Regions from separate parts of the Mus musculus genome. Here regions 2 and 3 are each linked to region 1. A link is a contact called in ENCODE Hi-C or POLR2A ChIA-PET data. All regions are on one chromosome and are shown on one strand. The core of a region is the stretch at or near the end of the contact, and the rest is flanking DNA. Distances in the headings are between cores, read along the strand shown.

The links. A loop is a pair of places that touch in the nucleus more often than their neighbours do. ChIA-PET counts read pairs that join two places held with the same protein, here RNA polymerase II (POLR2A).
Region 2: a map of left cerebral cortex shows a loop between it and region 1 (3-fold over the local background). The contact joins the enhancer-like site here to the promoter of Sez6 in region 1. A Hi-C loop is called at or near these places in 3 of 37 maps with a recorded cell type or tissue (left cerebral cortex and mouse trophoblast stem cell). POLR2A ChIA-PET finds 5 or more read pairs at or near these places in 1 of 5 experiments (embryonic stem cell).
Region 3: a map of left cerebral cortex shows a loop between it and region 1 (2.5-fold over the local background). The contact joins the promoter of Pipox here to the promoter of Sez6 in region 1. A Hi-C loop is called at or near these places in 5 of 37 maps with a recorded cell type or tissue (adrenal gland and left cerebral cortex). POLR2A ChIA-PET finds 5 or more read pairs at or near these places in 4 of 5 experiments (Patski and embryonic stem cell).

The regions. Positions count from the first base shown.
Region 1 is chr11:77,929,579-77,933,271 of GRCm38, forward strand. It overlaps Sez6 (seizure related gene 6), which reads left to right and starts at 1,261. Exons shown (of 17, transcript NM_021286.4): 1 at 1,261-1,536. The coding sequence starts at 1,482.
Region 2 is chr11:77,964,233-77,967,593 of GRCm38, forward strand. All of the region lies in intron 4 of Sez6 (seizure related gene 6), which reads left to right. Among named protein-coding and RNA genes, the nearest start is that of Phf12, 17 kb to the right of the region's middle. Within about 2 kb of position 1,701, at least 1 of the 3 ENCODE cell types and tissues checked has a DNase peak (open chromatin) inside an H3K27ac peak, as active enhancers do; it is left cerebral cortex, where a contact is called at or near this core.
Region 3 is chr11:77,892,563-77,895,950 of GRCm38, forward strand. It overlaps Pipox (pipecolic acid oxidase), which reads right to left and starts at 1,310. Exons shown (of 8, transcript NM_008952.2): 1 at 1,105-1,310. The coding sequence starts at 1,218.

The DNA.
Region 1 (3,693 bases), core at 11-2,510:
CTGTAAGGACCGAAAGACTCTCCTAGGAATGAAACTTAGGGCAGAAGTCACTTGCTTCCAGGATGAGATGGGGGAAGTGCTGTGGACAAATTGTTGGGGTTTGACCCACGTTCACATGGAAAGAACTCAACATTAAGCTGCCCTTTGAGGGCCTCCTTCTTCCTCTACAGATATTAACATCAGCCACGTGGTTGTGTCCTGTTGAGTCCACTGAAATTCAGTAACAAGCCTAACCATGTCCCTTGGGTCTGAATAATAGCCTCTAGTTCTGCACAGCTATGGCTAGCCTGTTATTGGCCCATGGCTTACTGGGGTTCCTCAGGTCACAAAGTCATGGGATCTTATTTTTCTGTGCTATTGACTATTCCAACTACTCTGGGGTTACTGCCCCTTCTTCAAGTTTTCCTCCATCTGAAACAATCAGCTACACCTGGTGGGTTGAAGGTGTAGCTCAGTGGTAGAGCCCCTCCCTATCTATCAAGTATGGAATCATGTGCCAGGTCCTGGTAAAAAAAAAAATGAAAATTTAAAACTAAAACAGTCATAAAGACCCCTGATATTCATGCTTATCCCATTTTCTTCGTCAGTTCCAAGACCGAAGCTGGTATTGGCATAAAAGATCTGTGTTCCTGTGGCTATTCTTGTTCTACAGAGGAAATAGAGGAAGCAAGGTCTGGAACCCCATGGCTACATGGGGACCCAGGGTGCTGCCTTCAGCACCCCACAGCTTGACCCAGGTTGCCCCCTACCAAGTGGAGAATGTCTCCCCAGGACACAAGTGCCACTGGCTTTTAACTATAATATCAGGATAATTAAGCTTTTCTGTGAGCACAGTTTGCTGCTGATGCAGCTGCCTGGAGCCCTGGCATTTATTGAGCGCAAAGTAATAATTTATTGTCCTTTGTACGTTCAAAAGCCGTCTTCATTATCGGCCCAGGATGGAGCTGCCACAAGGGCAGGCGGGCCTCACCAGCTGCCTCACTGATGTGCATCTTTCCAGATCACCCTTGTAGCTGTCAGGTACCAAGGTGGGGTGGAGAGAGAGGTGAGGAGGGGGTGTTCTCTTTAATGGAGAATCCGATTAGAACCTGACACCTTGGTAAGCTACAAACCCGGGAGAGGGTGGCAAGCTTGGCTGGGCGTGGGCAGCTCGGGAAGGCGGGGGCTGTGTGCCACATTAGCAGGGCAGTCCTTTCCCCAGGGCTCGAAAGCCTGTTCTCTTGCCGCTGGGTCTTCTGCGCCTTTGCTTGAGACTTTACGGTAAGCCGCTCCTCCTGCGCCCCCGCCCCCAGCCCCGCGCGGCGATCCCGGGCGCCGACGCCAGGCGCTGGCCGTGGTGCTGATTCTGTCAGGCGCTGGCGGCGGCGGCGGCGGCCCCGCTGCTCTCCCCGGGACCGGCTCTGCCCCCCGCGCCCACGCCTCTCCCAGTCCCCAGTTCCCCTACCGCGGCCCCGACCCGGGGCGCGGCCGCAAGCAGCACCATGCGCCCAGCAGCCCTGCTGCTCCTGCCCTCGCTGCTGGCGCTCCTGGCTCACGGTAAGGGACCCGGGCGTCCGGCCACAGGACGGGGGCGGGCGCGGACTCCCAGGGGTAGGAAAGCAAGACCATCCCGGCGCCTTGCTCCGTGCGTCCTGTTGTTCCTCCCAAGCACCACGTCCCGCCGGCTGCGCTGTCCCCGGCGCCGACCCAGCCGGGCGGGGCGCGGGCTCTACGGGCGGGAAGCCGCCGCGGCTCCCGCCATTCGCGCCCGGCCGAGACCTCGCCTTTAATCATCTCCCCGGATCTAATGGGATTTCTCTGCTGCAATTCATCACGCCACCCCCTCCCCGCACACACGCGCTCTCCCGCGCGCTCCCTCGCTCCACTCCAGGCGTCTAGGGGCGCCCGGGCGCGTTGCGGGGGGGGCGGCAGGTCGCGGGTGCAGAGTCCGGACAGCCCAGCTACCAGCCCGCCGTTCTGCCTACCCCGCTGGTCTCCAAACTTCGCTCGACTTTGCCGCTTATTCTGGGTCCCTCGTATCCTCACTGCAGAGGAACTGGGTCGGGTGGTGGCCGGACCCGGGACTGGGACATCTCTCACCTACCTCTGCCTTGACGCTGTCAAGTCAGGATTGGAACCTAGAACACAATTCTGGGGAAACATATCCGGGGACCCTGAGAGCCCACTGCCCAGCCCCTCGCTCTTCTCTGGGTTGCAGCAACTGAGGTCCTGGGACTGGCTGCCCTCCCTGAAATTCTTTTCTTGCACACAGACACACACATGCACACACGCACATGCACGGAGCGCTGCTTCTCTTCGGCTCTGCCTTCCTGCCGGGTTCTATCGACCTCGGAGCCGCAGACTAGTTAGCGGAACTCACCGTTTGTCCCAGCCCCGGACGCCGAGTCAAGTCCTAACTTCATTGATCTCGGTCAAGAAACGCTTGGCCTCGGAGTTAGCACCAAGGGAGTTTGGAGGAAAGATGAATGGGAAGCAGGAAGGGTCTGAAGCAAGTGGTCTCGGGAGTCTTCAAATGCTTAGGTCATTCTCCGCTTTTACTAATCGCCTGCTGGGGTCCGCGAAACTGCACTTTTGACTTGGGACTCAAAGTCCCTCGCCATATGGTTATGGTTCCTAGCGTCTGCTGTCAAGGAGGGAGGGAGGGAGATTTGTAACCTTCGGGCTCCATCCTCGAAGGCCGGAGAGTTTGGAGGTCAGAACAGCCAGACCAGGGCTGCTCGGGGCTGGGCTAGTACCAAGCCGCTCTTTTCCCGTCCCGGGGGATGGAGAGGGAGAACATCTTTGAATCTCTAGCTCTACCCACAAGTAGACCACATCTTTGCCCAGCCCACCTGGCTGCCCACACTGGCTCCTCCTAAGACTAGGAAAACTTGGAATTATATGTTCACCTTGCTGGGAGGAAAAAGAAGCCCACTCCAGGGATAAGAAGGGATGAAGAGAAACCCATCTTCTGGGCCAGAAATCTAAGGATATCTCTCTGCATTCGGGACCTGAGTGGGGTATGGCCACATCCTAGCTCCTTTCCTGGAACAGTCTGTGTCTGTTTCCTAGCAATGGAAGTTCTTATCTGAGTGTGTGATCTGGATTCCTCAGGTCTCAGGATGTCTGCAGTTCAGGAGCTCTGAGTGTTGGGTGACAATTCATCAGTTAAGCCACCAGTGTGGAGGTGTAGTCTCTGCCAGCCAGCTCCTTGCAGAGCTGGAGAGAGACCATAGGTCTCCAAGAAGAAAGCTGGTATGGCCGAGAGTCCAGCCCAGATTGGAGGTGTTGAGGTTCGCGTTGGGAGGAATTTACCCACTCTCGCCAGAAGTCTGTGTCCCCAGCCAGTGTCCTGTGGTTCATTGGCTTCTCCCGTGTAGTGGGGTTGCCTTACTATGTGTTTTATAGGTAGAAAGAGAGGATTTGGAAGCAGTGGCTAACCTGGCATGTGAGAGAGCCTGGACCCAGATCTGGGTGACCAGGAGGCCCCACCTATTTAACATAGATGGAAGGTTCATCATTAGGGTTCTGAGCCCTCTCATTTTGGAGGTAGTTCACTTGGCTATCTGAGATTCCTGAAGAGTTTATTAAAGGAGAGATTTGCAGAGTAAAGGCCTTTGGCTGCAAGTCTTTTAGCCAGAGGATGCATCGCTGCAGCCTGGCAGCCCGGGAGACCTCAGAGCTCTGCTTACAAGAGGGACACAGTCAGCCACA
Region 2 (3,361 bases), core at 451-2,950, 35 kb after region 1:
TTCATTTTGAAAGCATTTAAAACTATAGAAAAGTACAAAAATAAGACAGGCTGTCCACACACCACAGTTCAGAATAAGCCGGCATCTTTACAATCTTCACATATTATTTGTAGTCTTTAGCAAATACTTCAAAGGCATACCCTCCACACAAATACATAGACATACAGACACACACACACACAAACACACACACACACACACACACACACACACACACACACACACACACACGATGGCCCAGGACAACTTGGCATGAAGTGTTTTCTTTTTTTACCATGTAGGTTCAGGGGTTGATCTCGGGTCCTCAGCCTTGGCAGTCGACACCTTCACCGATGAATCATCTCACAGCCCTTATCTTACACCATAGCTCAGGCCGACCTCAAACTCACCACAGCACTAGGGCCTCGGCCTCCTGGGTGTAAGGATTACAGGCCCCAGCTACCATGCTGGCTAGAAACGCCACTCTTCCTTCTCTGCTCCTCTGTAGTCGCTGCCTGACCCTCCCTTTCCTACTGGGAAGGCTAAACCATCTATGCTTCAAAGTTAGTTACCGTTTGAGTAAAGCAAAAAGGTGCTTAGCATGCCCTCCACTACGGAAACCAGCATTACTCGGCTTGCAGGATGCATGCGGAGCGAGGCGAAGCTGGAGCTTCCTCATAGGGTTCCTTCTTGCCCACCCCTTCCCTGGGCTGGAAGTCTGTTCCGTCCTTTGCACAGGTTAACTTTAATTCAGACCCCCCCACCCCCCCTCGCGCACGTGCTAACAGGGGGATAATTGGTAAGAACAATCAAGACATTGTCTTGCGCTGGCATAGACCACTTCTGCAGCTCTGTAGGGGGGAAGAATTGATGGGGGGGGGGGGGCAGGCATCCTGGAGCTAGGAATGCTCTGACCCTGTCTCTTCATCTTGTCAAGGCTTTGCCATCCAAACTGGGGGGAGCAGCCTCTGTCAGCAGGGACCTTAATGCTGGGCAGAGGTTGTCCAGGCCCTCAGCAGTGGTAGGTCCCCACCCTGGCAGGGATGACCATCTGGGCGGCCCCTCCAGCCTCCCTAATGGCTCATCAATCCTCCTCAGCAGCAGGCATAATTTCATGCCACAGTAACCTTTTCTCTTGCTGCAAATTCCTTTGCACAAAACTCCAGTTCCCTCTTTGTGCTTCCAGACAAAAGTGGGAGAACACAACAGGGCCGGAGGCCTAGCAGGGGGAGCAGAGTCCTAGGAGAGCCTAGGGGAGCTGGCCCACTCCTGCTCTTTGTCCCAGCGGCCCTCCCTCCTCTGCCCAGTTTTTGTCAATGATCAGCTCTTTCCTTAATGAGTGTAATTCCCCTAATTATAGACTGTAATTAGCCCTGATCCCAGAGATGGGAACAGGAGGAGCGTGTGCTCACGGGCATTTCTCGTGGGCTGGAGAAAGAGGGTGCCAGGAGAGTGAGGGAGGGCCTGGGAACACACGCCTGCACCTGTGCAGGCAGGCGCTGTCCAAGCTGATGAAGGAGAGGGCACAGTCGTGAGCTTCCACACAGGCCTGTGGCTGGATAGATTCCTCTGGCCGGGTCCCAGTCCCCTAGTCCGGGTGGAGAGTCAGAGTGCCGGGGAGGCCCCTCCCTCCTGCATCCAAGCATTCCTGGCACTGGAGTTGGCTCCGAAACAGCCGCCAGCAAGAAAATAACTCAACAGATTGTGGTGGTGCAGACTCCCTGGGAACGGTTGGTTGTCATGGCAATAGGAAGCTCATCTTGGGAAGTGGCACTTACCCACGATGGAGTCTGGGGGTGCCTCTCGATGCTACCAGCCCCCTGCTTTCACATGATTCCAGCCCACTCCCTCCCCAGGTTGTGCTGGGACTCACGGGGAAGATGAGAGCGCAGGTGCTGGGTCTGACACCTGGCCTATGGCTCCCAGGGAGTCAGCTCCTCCTCATCCCCAGGCTGGGTGCAGTCCTCCCTATCCTCCCCGAGGGAGAATCAGTGACTTGCTGGACCAGCTCCAAGGCCAGCCTGGACTGTCACTCTCAGGTGTCTCTGACTCCACCGGCCAGGATCCCATATTAACTGGGGCCAGGTAGGAAGCAAAGGACCTCGAGAGGCAGGCAGGTACTCCAATCCCTACCCTACCACACTTCTACAGTATGACAAGGGTCAGAAGCCCTCTGACCCTCAGTCTCTCCCAACCTCAGCTTTCTTTATCTTTAAAATGGGTCAATAGCCCCTACCCTACCTTCTTTCTTCCGCGTGTATGATGGGTACTAGGCGAGAAGGGGCTCTTTAGAAACTAGACAGCACAGCAAATGTAAGAAGCTGTTCCTACTCGCAACGGCAAACATTAACAACCAGCTTTGGGGGAAACGGGGCAGAGGTAGGTGTGTGCGTTGTGCAGGCACTGCACATATGGCCTCCCGCTTAACCTCCCCAGCGCTGCAGGCAGTGCTCTAAATCACCGGTTAAACAAAGAAACCATCGAGGCATGGAGCAAAGAAGTAACCTGCCCAAGGTGGCAGTGTAGGAAGTAACGGGCAGAGTCTGCATTTAAACCCAGGGAGTCTGACCCCAGAATCCATCTCCTAAGCACTGCCCTCTCCACTGGCCAGTCACAACTAGCCTTTTATTGGTCAAGCCCTCAAAACTCTCTTCTTGTTTTCACATAGCAACTAAGTATATGACAGGTGGGGAAGGCCTCAAAACTGAGTCACAGTCAACTCAAGCTTTGGTAGCTCATCTGCCCAAAGGCAGCCCCTTTGTCTGTTCATATAAAGGCACAGAGCAGGGGAACACCAGGGCCAAAAAGGGGGAGTGGGTGCGCAGGGGAGTGGGGGTGGGTGGATATGGAGGACTTTTGGTATAGCATTGGAAATGTAAATGAGCTAAATTCCTAATAAAAAATGGAAAAAAAAAAAAGAGTTGTAAGACAAGAAAAAAAAAAAAAATAAAGGCACAGAGGCACAGTCAAGCCTTCCTTTTTACTTTTCTCCTTGTCTGCTCCAGGCATTCTACCTCTTAGACCCAAGCCAGACTCCCTCTTTATAAGCTATTCCTGGGCTTTAGCCTAAGGGTTGGGGTTTACCAGACAATTTTATGGGATTTGCTGCCCCTGTGTGGTCATAAATGGTACGACAACTCCCAAAGCAACCAGAGTGGCCAATCCCACCTCCAATTTCCAAGAAAGTGAGTGTGACTTTCTCACATCCGTCCCACTGTCCCAAAGTCGTTTGCAGGGCTGGAGAGATGGCTCAGTGGTTAAGAGCAGTGACTGCTCTTGCAGAGGTCCCGAGTTCAATTCCCAGCAACCACATGGTGGCTCACAACCATCTGTAATGGGACCCAATACCCTCTTCTCGTGTGTTCTACTCATATACATAAAA
Region 3 (3,388 bases), core at 60-2,559, 37 kb before region 1:
CTAGATATTTTCAAATATTTCCATACTTCCAGGTCTCCTTGAGGCCCACTGATTGGCCAGGCATTCTGGTTAGCAATAGTACCTCAGCACTGACTAAATTTTTCCTTTTGTAAATAGCCCTGGCAGCCACCCATCCATTTGTTAATAACCTTCTATTATCCCACTGAATTCACACCCTGCTTAGATGCCTAGAAAAGCAGAGTCAGAAAACCTTCCAGATTATGCAAATCGAGCCCCATGGTTTTCCGGATCAGGAAAAGGATGTCATCTCACTGAGCCTTCAGGTACCCAGGATAAGGGAGCAATCTTAGGATTAGGGGGGTGCGGGGTGAAGCAAAATGGAGGTTTTCCTGCAGGTTGTAACAGAAATCCCTTGGGCTTTGGGAAAACAGAGGAACTGAAGACAATTCCCAGGATGTGGTAACCTGCTCAGAGAGCTGCAAGGCAGAATGGAAAGGAAGAAGCCACAGGGGTAGAAAACTCAACTTGACAGATTGCATAGGCCCCACCCCTGAGGGGCCCTGCAGGGTCCCAGTGCCACCCTCATTTGAAGCAGTCATGTGATCACTTTTCCTTTAAGGAAAGACGACCTGTGTCTTAGTTCCCGGGCATCAAGTGAGGAGGTCGCTGTTACCCAAAGGTGGAAGAATTCAACAGCAGCTCCTGCTAGGTTCTGGAAGGAGCAGCTGAGAAAACGCAGCTTTCTCCAAAGCTGGTACATCAGCCTTTGCCTCTAGGCAAAACTGTCTTTATTTAAGGTTACCCAGAGCAGAATTGATTCTTTTTCTGGTTGTATCAACCATGTGGGCAAAGACAAGACAGGGTTGCAAGAATGAAAAGAAGTGGGACACTTCTTGATCCGGGGCAAGAACTAAGAGACTTAAAAGAGTATACCAAGAAACCTCACGTGGACTTAAGGGTGGGAATTTTCTTTGCATTGTCAAGATCCACGTGAAGTGGCTACGAAGCTACGAAGTGCACAGAATTCCTGATGTCTGACCGTTTGGCTTCACTTATAGCCCAAAAATTCTGGAAAGCCCTCCCTAGGAGAGGAAAGAAGAGGGGACAGTCTTATATAGCAGAAGGGCAGAAGGCACAGTGTACCTGCTCCAGCAGGAGGACGCTCTTGGAGTGTTTGGCCAGGTGGTACGCGGTAAAGCAGCCCTGGATGCCTGCTCCAATCACAATAGCATCCCAGAAATCTGTCTGAGCAGCCATGATGCCACAAAGCCCACTGAAGAGAAGGCAAACAAAGGCACCTCCAGGCTACAGGGGGAGGAGGGAGGCAAAGTCCAGCTAAACTAGAGTTCCCACAATCCCTTGGGGCTCATGTCCTTGTCTTTCTTTCCCTCCCCAAAAAGCCTGGCACAGGGCTCAGCCTCCGCCTCCCCCTGCAGAGCAGAGCTGGGTGGACTGATTTGTGAGGTTTCGCCCAGCTCAGCTGCTAGCCTCACCCTTGCATCCCTCCAGTTTGCTATTCTTGGCTCAATTATTGTCATGCAAATGGCGCCTTCCCATGCCACCTTCCTGTCTCATTATGATCTTTGTCTCAGGACTTTGCCCGGAATTTCAATGCCTCCCAGACCAAGCTGGGCCCCGGGAATGCTGCCTCCCCCTGCTGGCTTCCCTCTCTGCAGCTTGATTTCCTCCAGAGAGCTACCCGGCCAGCCAAGAACTTGGCAGGATGCCCAGGGTATGGCCCTCCTCCCTGGTGGGTGGCGAGGTCAGGGGGTAGATGCAGGGGCCAACTGGGAGGGCAGTTTTGTGATTATGAAATCATTCTCAGTGTGTTTTACTTTCATGTTGAAAAAAGGACAATAAATGATCCTGAAGAGGAAAAAAAAAAATCCAGGAAAGGACAGTGCGAGGAAGAACCTTGTCCTCAGGCACACGGGGAACCAGGCACCAGCCAGCACACACAGGGGCCATGTGCAGAGAAGCCTTCTGTGCCAGGCAGCAGGCTCAATGGGGATTGTTACAGGCACTGGGGACAGAGCCAGGGTTGGCAGGTCCTGATTCTTATACACTTTGGGGGTCCATTTTAAGATAAAAGGGGAAAGGGGCCTGGAGGCTTAGCTCAGCGGTAGACTTTTGTGTTTGGCATGTTCGGGGTCCTGGGTTTAGCACCCAGCACTAAAAATAAAAGAGAAAAAAAAAAAAAAAAGAAAAAATTAGTCATGCAAAACTAGATGGCAGGACTTCGAAGAGACCGCTCAATTAGAGAGCCCCATGGTTGAAGTTTTATTAGCTTCCTGGTAAATCTGCCTCGGAATACATTATCTCATTAAATTCTCAGGATTTTTTTTTTTTTTTGTATGTGTGTGTGTGTATTTTTATCCTCATTTTTTTTGAGCAGATTAGAGATAGCCTCAAGTTCTCTGTCGGTTTTCCCATTACATGCTTGCCCAATAGAATACAGTGACTGCTACCCTCTTTCTGACCCAAGCCTTTGGACATCTTCTTGTGTTGAAGCACTCGTTCTTAGACCCTGAACCAACATGTTAGAAGTCCAGCCACTCTGTGAGAGAGAGAGATGAGAAAAGTCACACATAGGAAGAGAAGCCATTTTGGACCTTGTGTCCAGACAAACTAACCACCCATGACCTGACCCAGTCCATGGCACGTGACCCAACAGCCAAGCTGTGTCAGCATTCCCCAGTTTTATGAAGTAAAATAAAATGCTTGTTTTTAGACACTAACTTTTGAGGTTGGTTGTTTATAATCATAAACACACCACTAAACAGACAAAGATGGCAGGATCTGCCCAAGGACCCATTCTAGGTGTGCCAAGAGGCTAAGATGTGAACCCAGGTCTATCTGCTCCAAAACTTACTTCTTGTTAGTATTTTCTTTCGTTTTTTTTGGATACAGGGTCTCATGTATCGCTTAACTGGCCTCCAACCTGCTTTGCCTCCACAGGTGACCTTGAACTTCTGATTTTTCTGCCCCTACCTCCTGGGAAAATAGACCCGTACCATCATGTTGGTTTAATATGGTGCTGAGGACCAAACCCAGGGCTTTACCAATGAATGTTAGGCTGAAACTCTGTTACCTGAGTCACAAGCCCAGCCCGGGGACACTTCCCTCTCACTACAATGCTATAGTGACAATGAGAGAACTTATAGTCGTGATTCTGATTTTAACATTTTGCTGTGTATCTGGTGGCCATACAGTGGAAGAGAGAAAACAATGATGGGGGGGGGGGGCACAGTGGCTGACTGAATCCCCAGCAACACGTCCACAGACAATCCCCAGACTAGCCTTAGCAACTAGTTGTCTTCTGCCTGGTCTTTCCTTTCCTAGTAAAATAGGAACGCAAAGAAGGACTGCCATTTGACTGGATTTTTTTTCCTTCCTTCTGAGGGAGGAAAAAAAAAATAGAGTCTAA